2 separate regions of the Homo sapiens genome follow, and region 1 is linked to region 2. A link is an interaction called in ENCODE POLR2A ChIA-PET data of the cell type or tissue named here. Cell type or tissue: Panc1. All regions are shown on one strand. Each heading gives the region's core, and the rest is flanking DNA. Links, peaks and the distances in the headings are about the cores only.

The links. ChIA-PET counts read pairs that join two places held together with the same protein. Peaks named below come from ENCODE experiments on the same cell type or tissue, not always from the same donor. Only the 100,000 strongest peaks of a DNase experiment are listed, where the experiment ranks them.
Region 1: POLR2A ChIA-PET joins it to region 2 with 19 read pairs; 2 of 35 experiments call an interaction of 5 or more read pairs at or near these places.

The regions. Positions count from the first base shown.
Region 1 is chr7:155,879,844-155,888,978 of GRCh38, reverse strand. No RefSeq gene overlaps it. Among named protein-coding and RNA genes, the nearest start is that of SHH, 72 kb to the right of the region's middle. RefSeq lists an enhancer at 1,857-3,056. In Panc1, for the core only: no CTCF peak of the experiment used is centred there; no DNase peak of the experiment used is centred there; H3K27ac peaks cover 304 bases.
Region 2 is chr7:155,826,512-155,835,646 of GRCh38, reverse strand. No RefSeq gene overlaps it. Among named protein-coding and RNA genes, the nearest start is that of SHH, 19 kb to the right of the region's middle. RefSeq lists an enhancer at 1-267. In Panc1, for the core only: no CTCF peak of the experiment used is centred there; no DNase peak of the experiment used is centred there.

The sequences.
Region 1 (9,135 bases), core at 492-8,491, 53 kb before region 2:
CCAAGGGCTTTCAGCAATGACACCCTGGGGCAGCAAGCATGCCACCATCTGTGCGTTCCCCTCACCACAATCAAATGTGCCCACACTTCAGCCTGAAAGACCTGACAAGGAAAATCCCTCCACCACTTGCATTGTCTGGGTCCCAAACAGAACAGCAACAAGATCAGAGTTGCTGGGCAACAATCAATAAATAACAATGACCAGTAATGTGACATGGGTTTATTATGTACATGGAAATTCAGTTTCACATAGTTAAAAAGTTGTCCTCAAAGAAAAAAGCAAAACCTAGGCTCTTCATGGTAATCTCTGGCAAAGTGAGGTTCCTAAACTTCCAGCTTAACTAAGTTAGCTGAATGGCAGGCCTGGTTTTATAAAACAAAGAAAGCAAAAGCTCCACGTACTTCTAAGGTCTAGGGGGCTGGGGTTAGTATAGAAAGTTAGATTTATAGGGTGACTAGGCATTGACTGATGGGACCCACAGGAGACAGAGAAGACCCTAAGGGAGGGGACGAGGCCATTGTGTGGATGGGGCCACCAGCCGACACACTGGACACTGCCAGGCTGGCATGGTTTGAGATAGAGTAAGGGTGAAGTTTCCCAGGCTCTTGCCTGTAATCCCAGCACTTTGGGAGGCCAACGCGGGCAGATCATCTGAGGTTGGGAGTTCGAGACCAGCCTGACCAATATGGAGAAACCCCGTCTCTACTAAAAATACAAAATTAGCCAGGTGTGGTGGTGCATACCTGTAATTCCAACTACTCGGGAGGCTGAGGCAGGAGAATTGCTTGAACCCGGGAGGCAGAGGTTGCGGTGAGCCGAGATAGTGCCACTGCACTCCAGCCTGGGCAACAAGAGCGAAACTCTGTCTCAAAAAATAAAATAAAATAATTAACCATAACGTTAATTATGACCCAGCAATTCCACTCCCACCAATGCACCCAGGAGACATGAAACTGACATTCATACGAACAACCTGCACATGAATGTTCACAGCAGCATTACTCACAATCCCCAAAACAAGGATGCAACCCACACGTCCACCCACAGATAAGTGCATCAATAAAATAGAGTCTGTTCGCGCACTGGGCTGTTACTCCACCGTGGGAAGGAATGAAGGCCCGATGCACGCTACCACATGGATGAACCGTGAGAACATGCTAAGTCAAAGAGGCTGGTCGTGTTGTATGATCCCACCTGAAAATATGAAGTGTTCAGAATAGGGACCCCTCAGAGACAGAAACTGGATTTGTGGGCGCCATGGACTGGGGAAGGGAGGATAGAGGAGTGACAGCTACTGCACACAAGGTTTCTTTCACGGTGATAAAAATGTTTGGGACTTACTAATGATGATGACTGCACAACTCTGAAATATACTAAAACATACGAATTGCACACTTCTAAATGGTGAATTTTATAATAAGTGAATCATAGCTCAATTTTTAAAATTAAATTAAAAAATAATAAAACAGCAAGGGCCAAAGCAGCCCAGCCCTGGAAGGGCGGTTGGTAGGTTGGCCTGGCCCCCAGTCCTCACACCCCACCACTGCCGCCTCTGCCCGGCCCCCTCAAGACCAGGGGCCCAGGCCGACACCCCTCCACACCGGGGGAGCCACAGCCAAGTGCAGAAGCTCCAGCCCTGGCTCGGCACGCCTCCTGTCCGACCTGGCCACGCAGCTCTCTCCTGCACAGTCGGAATTCCTTCCACCCCCAGCCCACAGTGCAGCCATGGCAGGACAGGGGAAGACCAGGGGTGAACCATCTGGGTCGCCCTTGAGGGAGAAGAGACCCAGAGAGAAGAGGTCAAAAGAACGCTCTCAGGCAGAAACCGAGTGGCTTCCTGGGCCTGGGAACTGCAGTCCCTGGAGGAGACACCAGGCCAGGGACGAGGACCACGTGCTTGACTGTGCGAGCTGCATGAGCGATTGTGCAGTCCCTGAGCGGGTCTGGCAGCTCCAAAGTGCTTCGCAAAATCAGGACGCCCGGGGTGCTGGAGTCACACTCAGCGCTCTCTGCCAATCTGGGTTAAGCCCTTTCCAATCCCTGCAGGAGCACAGCCAGTCGGCAGGTCTCAGCTCCCATGTCTCACGGGGAAGAAACAGAGGCAGAGATGAGTCCAGGGAGGCTCCCACGGCCTCCCTCAGCTGTACGTGGCGGCAGGGCACCCATACCAGGCGCACGCCCTCAGCGGAGCTGCATGGGTCTGCCCGTGATGTGGAGCCTGGAAGAAGCCGACGTGCAGCAAGTCTTGGATGGGAAGATCATGAAGAACGCAGGCGTCCCTCTGAGCCCCTTCACCCCGCCAGCCCCACCCCAGGCTCCCAGCTTGCCCTCCGAGTTGGCCTTGTCAGGGAAAGGAGCCAGCAGACGCCCTCTCGCTCAGGTGAACAGGACCACCTCCGGGCTAAGCCTTCCATTCCAGTCTGTCCTCCCTGTGATCGCACCCGTAAAACCACATTCTGCTCCCCCACACCCTCTCCACGTCTGCGCATGCTTGCCCATTTTCTCACCCACAGGGGTGGGCGTCCCTCACCCCACGCCCTCTCCACGTCTGCACACGCTTACCCATGTTTCTCACCCACAGGGATGCACTTCCCTCACCCCACGCCCTCTCCACGTCTGCACACGCTTACCCATGTTTGTCACCTACGGGGATGCGCTTCCCTCACCAGGCTGCACCCTCCGTGACACAGGGCAGTGTTGCCCACTCTACATCCCGTGTCCAGCACAGGGTCTGATAAATATCGACAGAGTGAATGAATGAGTGAATGAATGAGTGAATGAATGAACGGGGACTCATGGATTTCTGCTACTCACCTCCCTCAGAGCATCTTCACCATGGAATGAGCAAAGCCACACAACTCCCCAGGACCCTCAGTGTCTGAGGAAGGGAAGGAAGCTTCAAGGCCACTCAATCCAACCTCCTTCCCAGAACTGAAACCCCCAAGCCTGCTTCCCAGGACGTCTGTCCCTTCTGCCCGGCGTGCACTCACAGGCCCCACTCTGACTGTGTAGAATCGGGGGGCTGTTTTCAGGGTGCCTTGCTCACTTCCCTAACACCTCATCCCTCCCGCCCCCACCAACGCCAAAGGAAGAAGGAAAAGGATGGGGGAGGAGGAGGGAAGAGAAAAGAAGAGAATCAAAAGAGAAACACAAGTCTAATCATCGAATAGCCCAGCGTGTGCCGAGAGGAAACGGGAGGCGGGATGAGCTCACAGCCCTGGGAAGGGAAGGGCAGGAGGCCCGGCCAGGCAGTGGTGACTCAGGGCTGTGCTTTTGTGACTTGTCCACAATGGTGGGGCGGTACACGGGCTCCACGCAGAACAAAGCAGTTCTATGGAGCAGCTACCAAACCCAGGGCAGAGCTGGGAGCAAACACTCGGGGAAGAAAGGCAGCTCCTGGGTGTGGGCTGGGGGCCGCAGGAAGTGCAGGAGCATTCATGGGTCTTCCAGGAAGCAGCGTGCTCACAGGGCACCCAGGACGGAGGAGGGGGCACAGAGGCCCACGCTGAGAAGACTCAGCCACAGGATGAACTGCTAGACTAGGCTGGAAAATATTTGAGGCCAAGGAGCGACCTCACCCTACGGCTTTCCAGGACTCCAGGCAGCATCCACAGGCTCCGTGTAAGGCCCAGCTCCTCAGGCTCTGGCCAGAGCTTGTGGCACCGGCCTGGCCCTGCCAGGTGTCCCTAGGCCTGCCTGGCCCCTCTGGTTTGTACCAACTTTAAGCACAAGGATGGCTGCTGCCTCCATCTGCATTCTTCCTGGGACACCCCCTCCTTGCACAAGCTTTGAGGCACCTGAAAGTCCACAGCGTCTCCCCATCACTGCAATCCCCGCGACACTTCTGCCACCGCAGGCACACCCAGCAACAAGGCATTCGCAGGAACCAAGGGCGAACACAGGCAGAGCAGGTGCCCAACAGCTGTGTGGCCTCTGAAGCCTCAAGCAGTCCAGAGCTGAAGTCAACCCAAGAGAATGCCACCAGCCTCTGTGACGGGCTCCAGGGGCCCTACGAGGGGCCTGCCCCTTCCTGACCCACGGCCCCCCTCTGGGGCTCAACTCAGTCTCCCGTTGCTCTAGCTGTGTGGTGTGACCTCTGCATCTCACCTCCTGTGCCATACAGTGCCACTACATCAGGGGTCTTCACGCCTGTGCATAAAGGGCACAACCCCATTTAGAAACCCTCTCCCAGCAAGTGTGCTCTTTGCTACTGGGCTCCCGGCTCCGGGGAACCGGCCTGAAGGGGCCAGGCCTTAGGACAGCCCCTCTTGATAGAGACAGAGTTTTATTTGTTCCTTGTTGAAAGTGTCTCTGGTACCTGTTCACCCACGAGGGCTGAGAAGGTGGTGAATGGGTGCAGGCACAGGTGCCTAGGAAGGGCTGTCCCCCACACTCTCCCGCAAACCAACATCACAGCAAGGGCAGAACCAGGAGCTACCCTGTAGGTAGCCGAGAGCCCCGTGTGCTGAGCAAGCTGACATTTCCCCATCCGTCCTTGCTGTCAGCCACTTGCTGCCCTGCTGAATGTCAGCTCTGCCTCCGGACGCCCAGAGTGGATGGCCAGGCCTCTGCTCCAGCAGCAGACGAGCACAGCGCGGGGCTGGGGGGCTGGAAAGCAGTCTTCCTTAACAAATACAAAACCCCCTGAGTAAGCTTCCCAGACCACTCAAACCAAACCCACCCACCCCCGGCAAATCCCTCTCCCTCACAGCACCTTCAGGGCTACCCAGCCTCTAAGAACCTGCTGTTGACATCCAATTCTTTAGACGTTTTCCTAATCAGATAGGATTTCCAGCAGGAACAGAAATGAATGGGGCACCTCATGAAGTCAAGTGAGCCCCACAGGGACTGAGGGGCTGTCCTCCTCCAGGCCCAGCAGAAGGCTCTTTGACTCCCTTTCTTGAAAGCGCGTCCCTTGCACCCTCCAGCCTATGTCTCAGATCACACCGGTCATTCCTTGGACGGACGGGCCACCCATGGCATCACCTGGAATACAGCACGGGGCACCACCATTAGGAGTCCAGGGCCTGATGCAATCACAGGGCAGGAAAGTGAAAGACAAACAGGAAAGGAAGCAAGAAGGAAGGAGAGACACCAACAGGACACCCCAGCCCACTGTCTTGGGGGCAGCTCATACCAAGAACAGGAAGAGGAGCTGCAGAGGCCATACAGGAGCCTGGAAACCACGTGGGAAGTAGCAGCGAGGGATCACCCGAGCCCTGGCCTAGGCATGCGGGTGGGTCGGGACGGGACTGGTCCAGCAGCCACTTCTGTCCCTGCTTACTCTGCCTGGCCACCATGGCAGACAGGAGCTCTGCTCAGGGACCCAGGGTGGGAGCCTGCCCATCTCTGCGCATGCTTTCAGGATCACGGGGGCGAGGAAAAGAGTGTGATGTGCTGGCTCTTGGAGCTTCTGCCCCAAAGTGACACAGGCCACTGCCACACATATTTCATTGACTCAGGCAAGTCACACAGCCACTCTCAGGTCCAGCAAGGTGGAAATGTGTAATCCTTTCACAGGAGGGGCACCAGGTATTGTTAAACAATCATGCAGACCATAGCAGAGGGAAAATTGGTACAAGCATCTTAGAGAACAGTTGACTGTCTAGGGGAGCTGAGGAAATACACATCCTAGGGTCCAGCAATTCCACTGCTGACAACACAGCCTAGAGACACTTAGGCCCATACACAGGCCACGCAGACCAGTGATGCTCCTAAGAGCTGGAAACGACTCAAATAGCCATCAAATGCAGAATGAGTACAAGATGATGGCACATTTAGAAAGACAGACCCATATACAGCAATCGAATGAACAAGTTAGAACTGCAGGCAGCAACATGGACTAATCTTAAAAACATCATGTTTAGCAAAATCAATGACTCAAAAGAACATCAACAGTGGAATTCCACTTTATAATCTTTGAAAAACAGCAACACTAAATCCTATTTTAAAGACACATGCGTTGTTCAAAACTACAGGGCCAAACAAGGAAGGGCTCCACATGGAAGTCAGCAATGGGGCTCCTCACGAGGAGGGAGGAGAACTTCTGGGGAGACAGCAGGGTCCTGCTTCCCTGAGTCAGTGGGAGAATCACACTGTTGTTTACAATTATTCACTATGCTGTCTGTGAATTTTATGCATTTTTTGTTTGCTTTATATTTCACAATTAAAGGTTTTCATAAATGGAAGCACGATGAATAATGCATTTGGTATTATTACACACGCAGTGAAGTCAGCGTGGGCCAGAGGGCAGGAGCAAGGAGACCTGCTGTGTTCCCTACATCCCCAAGAGGCCCGGATGGAGATGCTCAGCCTCCTGGGCCCTGAGTTTCCTGGGTGGCTACAGAAGTGTGCCAGAACAATTGGGTTTTAAGTCTCTCCCCTCTCTTTTTTATTTTTATTTTTTTGGTTGGGGGGCGTCAGGGTCTTGCTCTGTCACCCAGGCTGGAGTGCAGTGGTGCTATAGCAGCTCACTGCAGCTTTGACCTCTTGGGCTCAGGCGACCCTCCCGCCTCAGCCTCCTGAGTAGCTGGGACCACAGGCACACTCCCCAAGCCTGGCTGTCTCCTGCCTTTCTATTGTAGATTCTGATTCATATTAGGACAGAAAATCCTCTCGCTGTGATCCTGTGAAGAGTCTTTCATCCGAGACACCATGGGCCTTCCAAACAGAAACACCTCCATTCCTTCCCAGTGGCGAAAGGACATGAAGAAAGCCCTTCCTTCAGGGCCCGCGTGGCCGCCGTGGGCTCCGCCTCTGCCCCGCCTCGGGAGGGAGCGCTGTCGTGGGAGAGCTTTCTGTTTCAGGTCAGCTGACTGCGTCCAGGAGACTGGAGGGAGCCCATCACCGCCTGCCCCGGAATCACCGATTGGGAAGAATCCTTGGAGGCAGCCTCAGCTGACGCCTCCATTTCTGACTGACAGTAGTGTAGCGACCATCGCGGTCACGTTTGGCGTATTTCTCCTTGCCTCGTCTACCTCAGCGACAACCAAGTGAGGCAGGTACTGTCATAACCTTCATTTCACAGATGGTGAAAAGGAGGCTTTGGGACGTTCACGGTCATGTGACTGGTCAGTGGTGCATATAGAGCGACAGTAGCCCTAGAGAGGGTTGGTGGTGACCTGCCTCGGGCACGTCCGGTGCTGGTGAAAATTAAGACCGAACTTAACTTTCACTTAAAATTAAGGCTGACCCTAGAATACAGATATCTGGGATTTTCCTGCTCAAGAGCACTGTAAACTACCTCGTGTCCCCCTCCAGGATGCCCTGCCTAACCCAGCTCCCCTCAGCCGAGCTCCCAGCTCCCCATCACCTGGTATCGACCATGACAGCTCTGGGTGGACACCTTCTCATGTGTCAGCCCCCCCACAAAGAAACAGGAAAGGAGACCACCACACCAGGCCCGGACTGCAGCTACAGCAGAGTAGCTTCTCTGTATGGACTATGGATAGCTTGAGTCAGCTTCCAAACCAAAGGCCAGAGGACTCTTTCTCTGGTGTGTGGCCAGCACCAGTGACACAGCCAGAAATGGTATGTGGCCTTTCTGCAGGATTCTGGGGAGAAAACACTGTGATAATGACAAGGCTGATTTTTTTAATGTATTTGGATCTGATTCGGAATGAATTTGTAATTCCCGTAATGATGCTTTCCCGAAGGAGAGAGGGAAATGTTCCGTTGAAGAGGGTTTGGCAAAAGCCAGTGTGTGACATTGGTAGGGTGTTTGGGGGTCGAGGGACAACTGGAGTGTCCATCCTGAAATTGTAGGTGCTGGGTGCCACTCATACAGTGTTCAGAGTGGGGGGGCATCTTAAGTAACTGTGAAGGATTTCTCTTTGTACAATACTTCTTTACTTCGGAGTTGAGAGGGTAATGGCGGATGTAAGATGAGAGAGACAGCCACCTGTTTTCTGGATGCCTTGGCAGTGGGACATGGCTACGACCCTCCCAGGTGCACACCTCTCAGGAAACTGAACAGCAACCTAAGTGCTTTGGCCAGGTGACCTGTGTGCAGAGCTTGGACCGCACTGACTCCCCCAGTGGCCTGACAGTACCAGAGGCCCATGGTCAGCATTCCCAGGCAGAGCACACAGCGGCGGCTCCTTCCTGCCTGGCTTCATATCCCAGATGGTGGCATTGTTTCCAAGGAATGAAAGTCAAATACACTTTCAGAATCAGAGAGGAGATCAAGGGTTTGAAATAGCCAAGACCAGTGCAATGCCAACTCTCACATTTACCCTCCCGGGCTGTCCACTCCGTGAGTGTCGTTGGCATCTCTACTTTCCACTGTGCTATGACACAATTGGGACCACCTTCCTGGGTCCGGGGACCTCTGAGAAGTTGCGGTTAAGTGGGGGCTTGGGAAGAACAATATGAATGTGAAGTTAAATTCTGAGGCAACCCGGTTCCTAAAAAGTCCAAATCTTAGATTTTCCAGCTGCCTTGCTTTGAGTTTCTAGAACTGAGCTTCTAGAGATTGGGAAGACAGAGGGCCACTAATGGACCCCATCATTTTACCGAGTACTTAAAATGCAATCTTTTTTAAATTTTCTTTTTCAGTTGCTCTTTAGAAGTTATCCCAATATATAATTTTTGACAGAGGATAAACTTAAATACGTAGGACACCTCACTGTAAAATTATGGAGACGGGTTTTGCATGTGGCTCCTGGAACCCATCTTACTGCCTTACGGTCAAGCCACAGGCACATTACTGCAAGAGGCTTAATGTGCACTTGAAGTATGCGGGTCTGTTGGTGTGAAGAACAAAGTGGAATCCAAGCTGTGTCTGGGAAGCGACACAGTCTACTTAGAGACCGGATATTATCCTTGTCATCCATCAGATGTCTGTGGTGAGCCTGCAGGGGATGGAAAGCACCAACAGAATGGCAAGCAAATTGGGAAAGCCAAGGGAACTCCCAGAGTGGTGAGGGTGGTGGCCTTGAGCATCCACTAAGTAGACCTTTGGTCCAGCAGGAAGTGTACCAGTTCAGATTGCTGCAGCCACAAAACTCACTAACCAAAGGCTTAAGTGATACCCTGTCTTCATCCTACTCTGATGAGAAGTTGAGAAACATCATTTAAACAGACTCATGTGGTGGACTGAGCACCGCTTCCAGGATAGCCACAGACACAGCCCCC
Region 2 (9,135 bases), core at 373-8,372:
GCCCAGCTCGGGCCCCATGCCATCCCCCTTGGGCCTCGCCTGTGTCGTCACCATCTGCAGGCACCAGGGCCTTCCCTGTGGCTCAGAAGTCTGTCCTCAGAGTGTGTTTTTGTCCATCATTTCAGAAGATAAACTAAAGGAGTTATGAGAATTCCAGGAAATTATATATATAGGAGTCATTTCCTACGTATAATCTCTAAACATATCGTTTTGTAAATAATTTTTATTATATACAGAAATTGGAAGAATTATAGGAAGGAGCCAGGTACAGTGGCTCATGCCCATAATCCCATTTCTTTGGGAGGCCAAGGCAGGAGGATCGCTTGAGCCCAGGAGTGCAAGACCAGCCTAGGTAACATAGTGAGACCCCATCTCTGCGAAACATAAAATTAAAAAAAAAAAATTAACCAGGCCTGGCGTGTGCACCTGTGGTCCCAGTACTTTGGGAGGCTAAGGTAGGAGGATCGCTTGAGCCCAGGAGGTTAAGGCTGCGGTGAGCCAAGACTGCACCACTTACTCCAGCCTGGGCAACAGAGCAAGACCCTGACTGCTCCTTCCCACCAAAAAAGAACTATAGGAATGAACTCAGAGACCCTGACTAAGGGCAGGGGCTCAGAGACAGTCACTGTCTTCACAGAGCAACATGATAAAGGGCTGGCTCTGCGGAGGGAAACTCTGAGAACGGCCACCAGCCCCGGGCCTTCCCCTCTCACCACCCAACCCTTGAGGGAGGCCTCACCCCTCACTCTGCCTCCGCTGTTGACCTGGCTCCTGCGAAGCGAATGCAGATTCCAGTCGAGGAATGCACACCTAGACACACACCCAGGAGAGCTGCACACATCACAGCCACAGTAGCACGGCTCACAATGGCCAAAAGTGGAGAAAACACAAACATCCATTGTGGACAAACGGACACACAAAACGCTCCTCCGTGCCCTGTGGTGTCGCTCAGCCACAAAGTGACAAGGAGCCCCATCATACACCACAACACAGGCGAGCCTGGAAGCATCGTGCTGTGTGACTGTTCTAAAGAAGCTGCCACAGGGACCTTGCATTGTGCCATTTCATTCATGCCAAATGTCCAGACGAGGGAAACCTGCAGAGCCAGAGAGTGGATCTGTTGGGAGAGGCCGGGGGAAGGGAGGGTTAGAGCCCAAGGTTACTTTTGGAGGTCATGAATAGCTCCGAAACTGTGGTGATGGCTGCACGTATCTGTGAATATGCTGAAAACCACTGGATTATACAATTCAAACGGGTCAATGTATGGTGAGCGTATTACATCTTGAAAAATCTTTTTTTTTTTTAAGTGACAGCTCATGGACCCAGAAAACCACCAACCAATTCCCGCTATGGGCTTAAGGAGTGGCCTAGCAGTCTATGAATGGGGCTTGGCCCACTGGGCAGCCCCCGTCCTCCCATCCCCCCAGGTCCTTCCAGAGCACTCCATCCCCACTGAGCCACACTGAGCCTCATCTAGCAAATGGCACTTTTTTGAGAACCAAGCTCTCCTTAAAGAACAGAGCAGGAAACTCACAGTGCACTTGCAAACCTCTGGCCTTTAGAATGCCAGCTGCCAGAGACCTCTGTCACCCCAGATGTGTCAGCTGGCCCCCAGCTGCATGCTCCCCACTCGGCCCCAAAGAGGACAGGGTGGAGGCATGGCTGGACTTCCCAGGCAGCAGAACCAAAGACCGTTTGGTTTTTCAGGAGGAAGCGGGTGTCCCCAGGCTTTGGCACCCTCCATCAGAAACGCCACTGCGTGTCCAAAGCCTCAGGCTTTCTTGGGAGCAGCTTTCCGTGATGGGAGGGACAACCCACCAGCTGTCACCACTCAGCGCAGAGGCAGGCAGGTTCCCAGGGCACTGCCTGGGAATTCCGATGGGGGTGGTGCAGACTCGGCCTCAGGTTCCCAGCAGGTGCGGCTGGACAACCAGTCAAAGAGCCCCCAAAGAGCAGCCTCACCGCAGCCGTGCCCACAAAGGATCCCCAGCACGCCGAAATGCCACGAGACATCATTGTGCAACTAGCCAAGATTTCAAATGTCTCCAGAGCTTAAGCCAAGTTCCATTTTGCTGTTAGTTTCTGCTGAGATGCACAGAAGTTTGTAAAAAAGGCTGTTTTCAGGATTCACCAAAGAAATTGTTTGGGGGACTCTAAATGCCTGCAAGATCCAGAATTGGTATTTTTGAAAATTATTCCATAGCCTAAACCCACAGTCTCTGAGAAGCAAGCCATGGCGGGCAGAGGGTGTGAGGCCATCAGAGGCCTGCGCCGCAGCCCCCCCTCCAACTCACTTCCCCACTCTGAGCCACACAGCTTTGGGATCCGTGAAACTCAACCCTGGCTACACATCAGAATCACCTGGAAGATAATTCCTGGGCTCCATCCCAAACAAATTAAGTCATGGCTTCTGGCAGTGAGGCTAGGCAGAGGCATTTTTCTAGAACTTTCCAGATGATTCTAACGTGCAGCTGAAGTTGAAAACCTGATGAGATTGGCTGGGGCCTCGGTTCCTTCCAGCTCCAACATCCTTTGGCGCTTCTCTGTCACTCTGGAAGATTCTCTTCCCCCGGAAACTGAAGCAAATGCAGGGTCAGAGCAGCATTTGACCCAAGGAAGTGCCAAGCCCATCTCAGCAAAGTCACAGAGCAGGACTGACCTGCTGGGCTGAAGACAGCAGCATGGGCTACACCGGGGTAGCGACTGCTCTCACTCCTTGTCAGGACCACCGGGGCTGCTCATCCAACTGCAGGGAGCACCGAGGCAGGAGATCCATGTGGGGAGGTCTCAGGGCCAGGGCCAGGGTGGGGGCTGGAAGGTGAGTAGACGCAGAGAAAATCTCTGGGCCCACAGACCAGCAGATCCCAGCTCTCCAGGGTCACTCAAGACTGGCTGAGCCTTGACCCAGTCCCGTTTCTCCTTGACATCTAGAAGCTTTGCCTCACAGGCACCCTCCCTGCCCCCAGCTCTCCTCCCAGCCCAGCTCCTGGGGAGCTGTCTAAGGCCCAGCTCCTGCGGGGAGGCAAGGGGCAGGGAACTTCTGGCTCCAGCTCACTCCTTCTGCCACCTCGGGGTTGGGAAAGGGGCTGGTCCTCACCTCGTGTTCCTGAAGAGCTCTGAGATGTGAGCTCCCGCCGGTCTTAGGAGGATACTGGAAACTTGGAACTAACCTTCCTCTAAATGTTAAAATGTCTTGTATGTCAACCATTTTGCATGCAAATGTTTCTCAAGAAGGATTACAACATTTCTCTGCATCACTGAAGCCCGCTTTGGACAAAGCTGCCTTCCTCACGTGCCTGTTCCTTGCTTTACACAATCGCAAAGTCTGGCGGGACTGAAGGCAGGAGCGAGCTGAGCACCCTGAATGGTCGGGTGTCCCCAGCCTGCTGGCCAGGAGTCCCTTCGCCCAGCTTGTATCATTTTTCGATCTCTTCCCTTCATGAAGTCAACCTCTAAGAATCCCTCCCCTTTCTGTCATTTTATTTCTGAAACTGCTGGAGGTTTGCAGCCAGATAACCAAGTTAGAAATGTTTCCAGAGCAAGCAGCGTCCAAGTGGGGGTTACTGGTGCGTTCTGAGTACACGAGGCCCCTGCAGAGATGGGGTGTGTGAGGGTAAACAGTTTGTGTGTTTGCAGAAGGCCTGATGGAATTTTCCCACCAGAATTGTAAGGATTGCACCAGCTGATTCCAGCCTCCATAGGAGGAAAGTCCATGCAGAACCAGCGCTGAAATGGCCGGCTCACCGCTTTCGGAACAGTCTGCCCTGGTGTCCTTATCTACTCGTCTCTGTGTGTCACTGGCCAGGGGCTTGAAGGGCTGCCCTGGTTTTACATTTGGAAAAACTGAGGCCCCAAGAGGCAAAGAGGCTCCCAGGCGCACCGTGGGAAGCAGAGCCCCCCGACCCCGCGCTCCTCCCACTGCACTCTCTGTCTCTCTCCTCGCTGAGCACAGGCCTCCTGCACAGCGCCCGAGCCGCGCAGGATATGAAGAAAGGAGAGGCGTGCGCGGTCAGCCCACCCTCTTCCTTGAGCGTCTCTGCCAGGCTCCAGGCTGAGGAGTGGGGACCACCGTCTGATCTCTCCGTGGCTCAAGGGTTTCAGGCTGGTGACCACATCGGTATCTATGGCAACAGCCCCACCACGTTCGCATCCCAGAATCGGACCTCCTGGCCCAGGCCGGGGTCTCCTGACAGCGGAGGACTCAGCCAGAAGATGCAGAAGACCGCTGCTGGGAAACCCGCCGGCCTCTACCCAGCTCCACAGGCTTCTGCCCGGCTCCACCGGCTTCCCTCTCCCTCCCTGAGGCTTGGTGTCCTCCTCTATAAAATGGACAGCCCCGGCTGCCCAGCCTCCCTCACTAAATTGCCAGAACGAAGGAGGTGCTTTGAGAAGTGACAGGCACTGTGCAAACCTCAGGGGCCTCTCCCCTGTCACTCACAGGGCACCCGGTCCGCAGAGCCTCACCTCCTCGGGTGCATCCGGGGTGCTGTTCGGGCAGTGGCTCGGCAGAACCAGCAGCCAAAGTGGCTGAGGGCAGAGTCCCTGACCCCCCGACAACCCGGTCAGAACTCACTCTCCCTTGGTGCCCGGAACGCAGAGGCGCTTCGGAAACAAGATTTCTCATCTGGGTAATTTCGGGATGGCTCCTTCGCCTCGGAACCTGACTTCACTGCCGGGGTCCGCCTCTTACCCCATCCCTGTCTGCCCCCTGCACGCTCAGCCCACTCCTCCCTCCCAAATGTCCCCAGCTCTCTCAGGTCCTCCACCTTGACTGAGAATTCCAGATTTACAGCCTGGGCAACATGGCAAAACCTCACCTCTAAAAAAACACAAAAATTAGCCTGCCACCTAATTAACCAGGCACGTGCCTGTAGTTCCAGCTACCTGGGAGGCTGAGGTGGGAGGATGGCTGGAGCCCAGGTGGTCAGGGGTGCCATGAGTCAAGATCATACCCTGCCCTCCAGTCTGGATGACAGACTAAGACCCTATCTATCTCAAAAAAAAAAAAAAAAAAAGACAGAGAGAGAGAGAGAGAGAGAATTCCAGATTTTGGTCCCGCTCATGTAATTCCCAATTTCACTTGGCAAACGTGGCCTCTCCCTGACTATCCTCCAACTTAGCATCAGTGAGGCCCAGAAATGGCAGCACAGGGCAGCCAGCAGGGTGTGGTGATGGAGCTGTTGCTGTAAGGCACGTGGATACATTGATGCCAGAGGTCACGTCCCCCTTGCCCACCCCTCCCAAGGAGGACGTGCAGGGCTGGACTGGGTGAGAGCCTCACTGATCCAGGGCCTTGGACTCCTCCCCTGGCACGCACAGTGGGTGGTGTTTTACCCATCCTCCTACGAGTCACTCCTTTCCAAGTGCCACATCCCCAGAGGACGTGCCAGGTGCGGCTGCTGACTGCGCTGGGGCCCCATTAAGGCATCTGTCTGCCTGACTGCACAGCTTAGGTCATCATTGGACGGGGTAGGACCCCGTGGACCCGGCTTCCCTTGCATCTCTCAGCTCTTCTGGGAAGGAGGCCACCTCCAGCACTAGCCCAGGAGACGAGTCAGTTACTGGCGTCAGAAGGGGAGGCCCACCAGAGAGAAAGAGAGAGTGGGCCCCTTCTCACTGGAAGGAGGGGACGGCCTTTGGGCAGCCCTGGGGTGTGCACCTGCTGGCACCTGGCCTGGCATGTGCTCCAGGTGCGGGAGTGACTTGGGGTGCAAGGCAAGGCTCTGTGCTGAAGGCTTCATGTGGGCACTCTGTGTTCCAGCTTTATGGAGGAAAGACTGAAATATAAAAATCATAGGTATTTAGTGCGTGCAACATGGTCTTTTGTATAAGTACACACTGCGAAATGGCCATGACAATCAAGCTGACTAACACATCCAATAGCTCACACGCTTTCCATTTTCCTGTCTTAAGAACACTTGAGATCTACCGTCTTTGCAAATTTCAGATATACTTTATTACCGACTATAGTCACCCTGCTCCCCGTTGACCCTCCAATGATAACTGAAACTTTGTACCTTCTGAGTAACAGCGCCCCATTCCCCCAGCCCCCAGCCCCCAGTAACCACCATTCTACAGGCCCCAGCCCCCAGTAACCACCATTCTACTCTCTGATACTATGAGTTCCATGTTTTCTTAGATTTCACATAGAGGTGAAATCATGTATATTTGACTTTCTGTGTCTGACTTATTTATTTCACTTAGTATAATGTTCACCAGTTCCATCCACGTTGCTGCAAATGAGAGGATTTCACTGCTTTTTATGGCTGAATAGTACTCCATTGTGCACATACACTGCATTTTCTTTATCCATTCATCCACCAGTGGACACTTAGGGTGATTCCAAACCTTGGCTATTGTGGACAGTGTTGCAGTGGACATGGGTGTGGACAGCTCTTGAGGGCATTGATGGCATTTCCTTTGGGTACATGCCCAGGAGTGGAATGACTGGTGATATGATTTCGATTTGTGTCCCTGCCCCAATCTCACGTCTACTTGTAATTACTAATGTTGGAAGAGGGGCCTGGTGGGAGCTGATTGGATCATGGGGGTGGAGCTCCCCTTTTCTGTTCTCATGATAGTGAATGAGTGCTCACAGGGTCTCGTTGTTTAAACGTGCATAGCACCTCCCCCTTTGCTCTCTTCCTCCTTCTCCAGCCATGGAAGAAGTGCCTCCTTCCCCTTTGCCTTCCGCCATGATTGTAAGTTTCCTGAGGCCTCTCCAGCTAGGCTTCCTGTACAGCCTGTGGAACCATGAGCCAATTAAACCTCTTTTCTGTACACATTCCCCAGTCTCAGATAGTGGTTTGTTTGTTTTTTGGGTTTTTTTTTTTTTTTTTTTGAGACAGAGTCTCGCTCTGTGGCCAGGCTGGAGTGCAGTGGCGCAATCTCGGCTCACTGCAACCTTCCAATTCCCTGGTTCAAGCGATTCTGTTGCCTCAGCCTCCCGAGTAGCTGGGATTACAGGCACACACCACCACGCCCAGCTAATTTTTGCATTTTTTTAGTAGAGATGGGGTTTCACCATGTTGGCCAGGATGGTCTCGATCTCCTGACCTTGTGATCCACCCGCCTCAGCCTCCCAAAGTGCTGGGATTACAGGTGTGAGCCACTGTGCCTGGCTCAGGTAGTTCTTTATAGCAATGTGAGAACAGATTAGTACCACTGGATCATATGGTAGATCAAATTTTGGATTTTCAAGAAACCCTATACTGTTCTCCACAGTGGTTATGCAGTCTTGATAAGTCAAAATAACCACAATGTTGAATAAATGAAGCAAAGCGTGGCAGCCTGTCCACATTGTCACCTCCTTCTTCTGGTTACAAAGTCTCTCTGTGGACTTTGTGCCCACCTGGCAGGGCTTTCCACTGGAAGTCTCCTCCTGGAGAAGCACTCTGCCCCAGCCAGAAGAGCGAGAACCCCAAACTGTGCACACAGTAACCGGCCCAGAGGAAGCACGTGAACCAAGAAGGCCAAATCCAAGCCTCTTAGGGAAATTACTAGGGATGCCAAAGACCCCAGAGCCAGGTGCTGCCAAGAGCCGTCTCTGCCACTAAATAGAGAGCTGCTTGAAAATGAAATCAACAGAGACCCAGGTGCAACAATATGGCAGACTGAGCTAAGCCGGGACCACATCTCTCCTGCACAAACAAGAGATGATGGGTAACATGTCAATTAATACGTACCTGGAAAGGAAATAAAGAGATATCCTCTGGTGACTACAAAAAAAAAAAAAAAAACTTAAGCCAGATCCTTAAGCTTGTGAACTGTCATTGCAACAACCCAAGGGGTTGACTTGGCCTCTGCTCATTTGAGGCAGGGACCTCACTCTCACCCTGAACATGGAAGGGCTTCTATCACAGGGAAGGGACTGACAAGGGGATGGGAAAATGCTAACCTTTCACTCCAAAAAGCAAAAAAGAAACATGGCTCTGCCCAGGACTCTGTGTCAGAAACAAACAGAAGCCAAAACAGAAAGTCCTCTGCCAGGAGGAACTGGAGATCCCAACAGTGCCACAGATGGGTGTGGTCTCCAGGTTTGTGCCCACTGCACGGTGCACGGCACCCCAGCCAAGAAATGCACACGACCCCTGAGGCACAGAAGCAAGTGTGAAAACTCCGTGCTTTCCTCTCCAGGGACTCAGAGCCCCTTTGGTGTGGTTCATGACAGGACTCGCTGCCTTGAGTTACTTAAACCACAGGACTGGGTGTTACATTTCGACCAAAAGACAGTCTGGGAATGGTCTTAGACAATAGGAGCTGACTAAATGCTTGTGAAATAAACGGAAGTAGGAATAAATGATGGTACATGAACCAGAGAACACGCTTCTTCCGGATGTCTCCGGCCTCTGGAAAATACCGGGGTGCACGGTCCCTTGAATTTTAGGGCTGGTTCATGGGCGGGACTTTGAACCCACCAGAGAAGCCCAAGTGGACGGAGACCTCACACTGTGATTGAGGGTCAGGGTCTGTTTTCTAGTTCTGCCCACGCAACCTCCTCAACCCTTGACATGAGCGAGGCACCTGCATTAGAGAAGCTTCGGTTTCCTCGTCCAGAACATTAGAGGGTTGGATCCGATTCCTGGCTTGCATTTTACTTCTAAGTTTTGATGACGGCCTCCTGAGATGATACCATACACACTTTTCCTTTTCCTTTTCCTTTTCTGGTTGTTTTTGGGGGGTTTTTTTGTTTGGTTGGGTTTTTTTTTTTTTTTTTTTTTGATGAGTCAGAAACTCAAAGATTTCCTGGGATGTCTGCGGACTCTGCCCTGCTCAGAGACAAGGAGCATTTTCTAGACCACATTCTGTTCCCTGTTTCATGGTCGGCTTCTGAGCACTTTGTTTTTGTTTTGATTTTCCTCTTTGCTCTCTGAATGATGATTTATCTGGTTTTTGGAATAGAGGCTGAAAGGCCTAATTGTGTGTGTGGCTTCTGAGGTTGTTTCAATTTATAAATATTTTAATAGGACTTTTATTCCTTCATAACAAATATCTTAAAAACCTTTGTACTCAGAGCAAATGCCTTGGTTTTTCCTATTTAAAAAAAAAAAAAGAAGAAGAAATTTTTTTCTTTCCCTACCTTAAAAGAGAGAAAAAAGGAAAAAGTCAGGAAAACTGCCACAATGTGAGGCATCC